3 separate regions of the Homo sapiens genome follow, and regions 1 and 3 are each linked to region 2. The links are chromatin loops, found by intact Hi-C in ENCODE. Cell type or tissue: IMR-90. All regions are shown on one strand.

Region 1 (2,500 bases), 680 kb before region 2:
ATTGGTAACAGAGATACACAAAATATCTGCTTTGGATCTTCTTAATCACTCACTTAAAAGAATCAAGGAACTCAGTAACTTTATGTATGATGCTACTGAACATTTTTTGAAAACTAGTGAATATAATGAGATGGTCTGGTTGTTCCTAATGTCACTGGACAAAGAAGTGGTGAAAGAAAAGGATGAGCTCATGGATTTGAATTTCCTTAAAACTTATTTAAGTTTTCCAATGGTATTTCATACAAACAGTTTTTATTTTAAAATGTGCTAAAATTGAGAAAATCTGCATATCATGAAGTCTAACACTCATGTGAAGGTTGAAGAAAATTTATACTTTATCAGGGAGTCAATACGCCACCCAACAGCCTTTTTCTACCCACAATGCAAGATTAATGTTCCTAGGAGTTATAGAGAAAACTAAACCCATGGAGGGGTAGCTTTGTTATTGGTGCTATTACGTTGGACCACAATAAAACTGTGTTGGATTTGAGTCTTGACTGATAAATTTAATCACAGATTTATCTCTGTGTTTTACTTTCAACAAATATTTGTGGACACCCTTTTCCAAGGTAAAAACCAGAAACAAATAAAAACAACAACAACAACAAAAAACTTTACCGGACATTATAAGGGTTAAAAGGAGTATATGACATAATTCCTGTAGAGATGACATATATCTAAGTTATTGCTTGAGATACAAATATGGCAATGAAAGGAGGCTATAGGAAGTTTCATATACTTAGTACATGCTAATCTCAGGCATTTCAGAGTTTGATGATGTAGGATTTGGCTTTGAATCAAGGGTAATATTTGTATAGGTAAGTAGGTAGGTGGGTAGGTATTAGAACATGGTGAGTGCTTCAAGTAGGCAGTCATGAGTAAAGCATGGAGGAAAAACTGAAAAGTCAGCTAACAATAGTGTTTGAGTTTAGCTAGAATACAGATTTCATTTAGGAACTTAATAAAGATAAAGAGGAAATTATAGTTTGGGGCCAATTGAGTAAAAGACTTTTAATTCTAACTTAAAGTTTTCCAAATTAATTCTTTTAACAATGGAAGAACATTTCGTAGTTTTCAAATAGAAAAACGTCGTTGTGGTATTCTATGAAGGTCTGGGAAGAGAAAGAAAAAAGTGATTAGTCTTTACTGAGTGTTACTGACTCAGGTGATCTTTTGGTAATAGATTAGAAATGTTAGTTCCTAGTGCAGTTACTCGTCATTAATAAGAGTTTAAGGTAACTATCGCAAACAGAAACCTTCCCTCAAGATTGACATAGCCTGTGTTATTCTTACTGACTTATCTCATGGGGCTGAGTTGATAGATCTCGAAATGCTTTTTAAAAAGCAGACTGGGTGGCCAGGGCCAATTCCCAACTGATCCAGATAGAACTTGGCATAAAATCCTCTAGGGAATGTCTGGGTCCCACCAGCTCTGCCACCTGACCACTAGTGGGCAGACACAGCCCTCGGTTCTCAGGAAAATTTTATATCACAGAGGGGAATCAGGGTCAGCGATTTCAGGGGCAGTCCCTTTCACTGCTTAATCCAACCTGGCTGACTTAATGATATAAATATAGATTTACTGCCTCTGCCCCCTGAGCACGGAGCCACCACCTTCACTCTAAAGGTAACTCCACCTGGTAATTAACTGTGAAATATTGAGTGGCCAGTGTCTGACCTGAGCGTTTGTGCCAAGCAAAAGTTTCACTTGTTTTGTTTTTTTTTTTCTCTCTTTCACTGCCAGTTTGTGTGTACGTGTATTTTTAAGTATTAACTCTCATGGAAGCACATGCCTATTTAAAATTCCCAGACGATGAGTCAGACCCGTTCAGTGAGGTTCCTGGAGAGTCACATGATGTGATTTGATGAAACTTCACCTTATGAAGGGTTGGAGGAAAAAATAAAAAAAAACACTTTCAGACTTATATACATATACACATATACATACACATACATATATATTATTGTGGATATATACTTGTATATAATGTCATATAATTTTGCATACATACACACACCCACACAGTAGAGAAACAGACAGACACACATATACATGCAGTTAAAAAAAATCCCTTTGCTTTGTTTCTCTGTTTCCCTCAATAGATATTTAAAAATCTGGTGAGCCAACAGCTCATGCCTCTTTGAAACAAGAAGACAGCAGAAGCCCTGTAGCTACATGTGCTGCATATGAGTTTTAGTTATGTAGCTACCCTCTGAAATCACAATAGTGAAACTGGAAATTTGGATTCCAAAGTGATAAAGAGCATTGCTGAGACTTAGGATATCTGAGTCGTTTCACTTGCTGCTCTGATATGCTATAGGCTTATTTAGGCCTTTAAAAAATTCTGTATTATAATTTATACTTTTCTTCAAATCAGTTTGATGTTTCATGGTATAACTAACATATCTTTCTACGTTGAACAGTAAAGTAGGCTAACTCCTGTGAATAAATCCAAATTATAGTAATTTCTGAAGCTCTTCAATTAATTTTTCTGTATGT
Region 2 (2,500 bases):
TCTGCATGCAGCTGCTTTGGCCATGCTGTCTCACTAGTCAGGAAATGGGTGTTGAACTGGAGCTGAAAACACAAGCTGCAATCAAGCCCGATCCAGCAAAGTGACAGACTTCCTGTGTAAAATGGTCAGAAACCTTTTTTCATGTCTCTACATGCATGCACATGCATTTAAATCCATGCTGCGAGGCTGCGATTTTCTCTGGGGACACTGGTACAGTCACCTAGCCCATCAGTTCCTTCGTCGACAGCGCCGGGGACATCCAGACTACAATTTACAGTTCCTCTATCCATGTGCTGGGTTATAAATTATGCCATCCTCCCTAGAATGAGAATGCACAGCAAGCGGCAGACAATCACCCGGCATTCGGCATCTCTTTCTTTTCACGCGCTCCCTCGCTCCGCCTTTCTCCAGCTCTGCCTTCTCAGGCAGATACATCAGATACCTTGTTTATCCATCTTCAGCTCCACTCTGAGGTAAAATGCCACCACATCTCGCCATGGGTTGTCCCCCCAGACTAAATCCCTGGGAACAGCCTGAGCTGGGTGCACGCGGCCGAGGCGACGGCTGCCCTTGCCCTGCGGAGCACGGGTGGGCATTGGATGTAAGGTATTCCTAACTTCCCCTTCCCCAGTCCTTGGCGTCCTCTCTAGCCATCCCACCCCAGGTCTTCTGCAGCTTCACCCTGTCCTCCAAGTCCCCTCGCCCAGCTGCGAGGCAGGAGACCCCGGCCGGAGCTCCGCCAGCAGGTCCTTCTTTCGCAGGGCGCAGACGCACGATTCCGGGATCGGGTGCACCACGGCGAAGCCCAGGCGGGAGACGGCAGGAGCAGCTCAGGTAACCAGGGGAAGCTTGCGTGCCCACGGAGATGCAGCCGTGGAGCTGTGAGGAAAGACGGTCTGGCTTCAGAATTTAAAAAAAAAAAATAGAAAAAAAAAAAAAAAAAGAAACACAAAACAGCGCAGCTCGGCGCCAGCGGGGGTGGAAAAAACAGACACAAACCATAAAAAAAAGCAAGAGTTAAAATCAAATTTCAAAAAAAAAAAAAAAAAAAAGGAAATACAGAGATCAGAGTACTTCATGCGACTTTTATTTCTGACGTTTCTTGGTTTATTGGCCTCCCCACCCCCTCCAAAATCTGTTCTGTCCCTGAACACCACTGTCTGTCCATGAGTGCCAGTCACAAAGACTCTTGCTCCCAAGTGCTGCAGACCCAGCATCACATGAGAAACCACATGACAAACTGCAGTCGGCTGCTGATGTGGTCAACTATTTCACCCAGGCAGGGGGAGCAGGAGGGAGACAAACCTCAAGTGAGACATGCCCCTCTCAGGCGGCCAGGAAGACATTTCCTTAAAAGAACAATGAGAAGCATGCCTCTGAAGCTTGCTTGGGAATACATATACACTTTTACATATGCGCACTTACAGAGACTAAAGAGGCCGTGGATACTTGAAGACATTCTGAGGATGCTGTACCACAGACACTAGCTGGATGGCAGCAATATTATTTCTAGTATGTATTAGTCAAAGCTGATTCCACTTAAGTGGATTCCTGAAAAGCACACACCACGTCTTCATAGCATGATCAGGCTTGGAAAACCTATTCTATTATCTCTCCCTGCAATCTGTATCTGAACCTGCATTCTGAATAATTTATTTTTAGACTAATAAGATGCTTGCCAAGACTGCTCCCTTTCTTCGGTAAGCAGCACAGGCAATATTCACCCGAGTAGGAAAGCCTCGTCCCTTTGTAGGGAGAAGAGAAGAGATGGTTTTTTAAAAATGCAATTTCTTATTTAAAGGCAGACAAACACATAGCAATAAAGTTCTCGCAAGTAATCTTAAAAACAAGTGAAATGTTTCTGCTTCATTGAATCGACATGTCTCTTATTTGCAGTTTGGCATCTCATGCTGGCAAATGGTGGTGATATTTTTCTAACACTGCTCATGGCTGCAGCTACAGCCCTTAAGCCACATGGATATTGCTACTTCTCAGCAGGGTGAGAGCAAACAATTGCTTTCTGGAGCACCTTCCTGTGGAGGTGCTGCACTGCCAGGTATGCTTTACTAGTTACATTAAGGCAAGTACAAGTGAGATGGCCTCAGGGTCTGTAGATTCTGTCACTCATCCTGGAATTAAGTAAGTTGCCTATTTGGGACGTCCTTCCCAAGACGTGAGAGGTATACCTTTTTAGCAAAATTGATTATGCCGGCTAACTAGAACCGGAGAATCATTAAACAGGTGGGAGGTAATTGTCTACAACATGTCTTATTGGACTGTGTAGATATCAAGGTAAGTGGCCTTTAATTCATTTGAGATGCCCTTTCAGCCTCTCACTGTATAAGTGTGTCAAGGATGGTCCCAGACCCTGGGGTTCCAATGATGAGCAAGAGATGCATGGTCTCTGCCATCTTGGAGCTCAAGGTCCAGTAACTGCACACATCTTTTGTCCTTCAAGACAACCTTTTCCCAATTTGAATTCTCCAAAGTTAACCAAGGA
Region 3 (2,500 bases), 200 kb after region 2:
TCAAAGCTTGAGATGGCTGGGAAGAGAAGTCGTGCTAGGACAGGAAGAATGTCCACTAGCGTTTACAGAATTCCACTGACAGACAGAAATAGAAATTAAACCCTGCTATTTTTCATATAGCCTGCGTTACTTCTTGATAATTCATCTTTCTTTTCACACTAATTGTATACTTTGATCTAAATTAGGCAAGTAATTCACTAGCTGTATTACCTGGGCATTCCAAACACACACTTCCAAAGACATGGCATGGGGGAAAAAGCAAAAAATGTTGTGACTCTATTAAATATGAATTTATTTTGAGACAGGGTCTCACTCTGTTGCCCAGGCTGGAGTGCAATGGCATGGTCACAGCTCACTGCAGGCTTGACTTCCAGGGCTCAAGTGATCCTCCCACCTCAGCCTCCCGAGTAGCTGAGACTACAGGCACATGTCACCACGCCCAGCTGATTTCTTTTATCTTTTGTAGAAACAGTTTTATCATGTTGCTCAGGCCGGTCTCAAACTCCTGGGCTCAAGTAATCCTCCTGCCTCAGCCTCCTAAAGTGCTGGAATGACATGCATGCGCCACCACGCCTGGCCCAAATTTTAGTGTTAGAATCATACGTTCAGAACACAATGACTGATCATCTTCACATACATCAGGGTGCCCTAGCGCTATTGAAATGTTGGACCCAATAATTCTTTTTTGTGCAATGCTGTCCTATACATTGTAGGGTTTTGGTTGTGGTTTTACCCTAATACTATGAATATAGGACTCAATAATTCTTTGTTGTGGGGGGCTGCCCTGTTCAATGTCCTGTAGAATGTTTAGCTGTATCTATAGCCTCTACCCACTAGATGCTAGTTTTACCTTCACCTACCCCATTCATGACAACCAAAAATGTCTCTAGGCATTGACAAATGTCCCCTGGGTAAAAAAAAAAAATCACCCTCACTGAAAAGTGCTGATATACATTACACTCAGGGAAAAGAACCTGCTTCCTTACACACAAACCAAGTTGTAAAAAATCTAGCTACATCATCGTATGAAGAATTCAACCTTATAATTCCAGAAACGGCCTCTGTTCTGACCACTAAATATTTGAAGAAGTAAATGATGGTGACTTCATTTCATGAATATGCCTTGAGTTCACAAGTGGCAGACCCTGTTGTTCCAAACCTATTGCAAAGGGTAAAAGGGAAATCCCAAGGGACAAAAATTATAAACCTCATCATGGACCAGAAACAGACCACAAAGGCCAACTGGCAGGAGGAGCTAAGCCACAGGCTGCTGGAATCCAGAGCTATGAGCCAATGGTGCCTGGAGTTTGATACCTGATGGGCCCGTGGGTATAATTTACACCAAGCAGCTTCACTCCAGGGTGCATGCCTTAGAGAAACTCGTGAAGCACATCAGTTGGCATACACAAACAACAGTGTTCATAATGACACTGCTACTGATAGGAAAAATCTAAATGACCAAAAGTCTACTTATGGGAGAATGAGTAAATATATTGTAGTATATGCAAATGATGTAATATTATCCACAGCTGTAGTAGAAAAACTGCTGCTACCGGTAACACTAAGTCTTAGAAACATGATTCTGAATAAAGGGCAAGTCACAAGGTGACAGTATTTTTTATGAAGTTAAACATAAGCAAATCTTAAACCTATTACAGTTATTTTAAAAACCTACTGAAGCCGGGCGTGGTGGCTCACACCTGTAATCCCAGCACTTTGGGAGGCTGAGGCGGGTGGATCACAAGGTTAGGAGGTTGAGACCAGCCTGACCAACATGGTGAAACCCCGTCTCTACTAAAAAAAAAAATACGAAAATTAGCCAGGCACGGTGGCACGTGCCTGTAATCCCAGCTACTCAGGAGGCTGAGGCAGGAGAATTGCTTGAATCTGGGAGGCGGAGGTTGCAGTGAGCCGAGATTGTGCCACGGCACTCCAGCCTGGGTGACAGAGCAAGACTCTGTCTCAAAAAAAAAAAAAACCTATTGAAACCTATTTTTGAAAACCTAGTATGTATGTTTTTGAAGGCAAAAGAATGAGAAACACTATATTCAGACTAGTGGTTACCTCTGGGAAGGAAGTAGGAGGTTTTTATACATGTAGAGTGAACTCTATTGGAAATGTCTATGGTGAATTCACTTACTATTATGGTTCATAACATACCTACAGTTTGTAGGTGTATGTTCATGTGTGTGTATTTGTGCACCTTCATATGTATCAAATATTATATAACAATTTTATAATTTTTCTTCCAGGAAAAAGAAAAAAAGACCTAAGAAAAATGATGGTAAACTGAAAACAAAAGTAAATATTAAAGGATGTATTTCAATAAACTAAAAGGTGAAGCCAAAGAACAGTTATGGGATATAAGAAACCAGAAGCAAATAAATCAGTAAAATACCAGATGTCATTTGATTGATTTAAAAATTAATAACCAACTTTTTATGTTAAAAAGGGGAAAGTTGGCTGGGTACAGTGGCTTATGCCTGTAATCCCAGCACTT

What was found. A loop is a pair of places that touch in the nucleus more often than their neighbours do. Peaks named below come from ENCODE experiments on the same cell type or tissue, not always from the same donor. Only the 100,000 strongest peaks of a DNase experiment are listed, where the experiment ranks them.
Region 1: a loop joins it to region 2, with 2.7 times the contacts of the local background. A loop is called at or near these places in 8 of 110 quality-filtered maps.
Region 3: a loop joins it to region 2, with 5 times the contacts of the local background. A loop is called at or near these places in 9 of 110 quality-filtered maps.

Annotation. Positions count from the first base shown.
Region 1 is chr6:22,827,589-22,830,088 of GRCh38, reverse strand. No RefSeq gene overlaps it. Among named protein-coding and RNA genes, the nearest start is that of LINC03005, 110 kb to the right of the region's middle. In IMR-90, a CTCF peak has its summit at 1,437 (motif pointing right); a DNase peak (open chromatin) is centred at 1,818; H3K27ac peaks cover 359 bases.
Region 2 is chr6:22,145,013-22,147,512 of GRCh38, reverse strand. All of the region lies in intron 9 of CASC15 (cancer susceptibility 15), which reads right to left. NBAT1 (neuroblastoma associated transcript 1) reads left to right here and starts at 320. Exons shown (of 3, transcript NR_034143.1): 1 at 320-473; 2 at 762-834. RefSeq lists an enhancer at 1,794-2,295. In IMR-90, a CTCF peak has its summit at 1,492; a DNase peak (open chromatin) is centred at 1,482; H3K27ac peaks cover 1,276 bases.
Region 3 is chr6:21,945,278-21,947,777 of GRCh38, reverse strand. The region is part of intron 5 of CASC15 (cancer susceptibility 15); the gene reads right to left. Among named protein-coding and RNA genes, the nearest start is that of NBAT1, 200 kb to the left of the region's middle. In IMR-90, no CTCF peak of the experiment used is centred here; a DNase peak (open chromatin) is centred at 1,147; H3K27ac peaks cover 949 bases.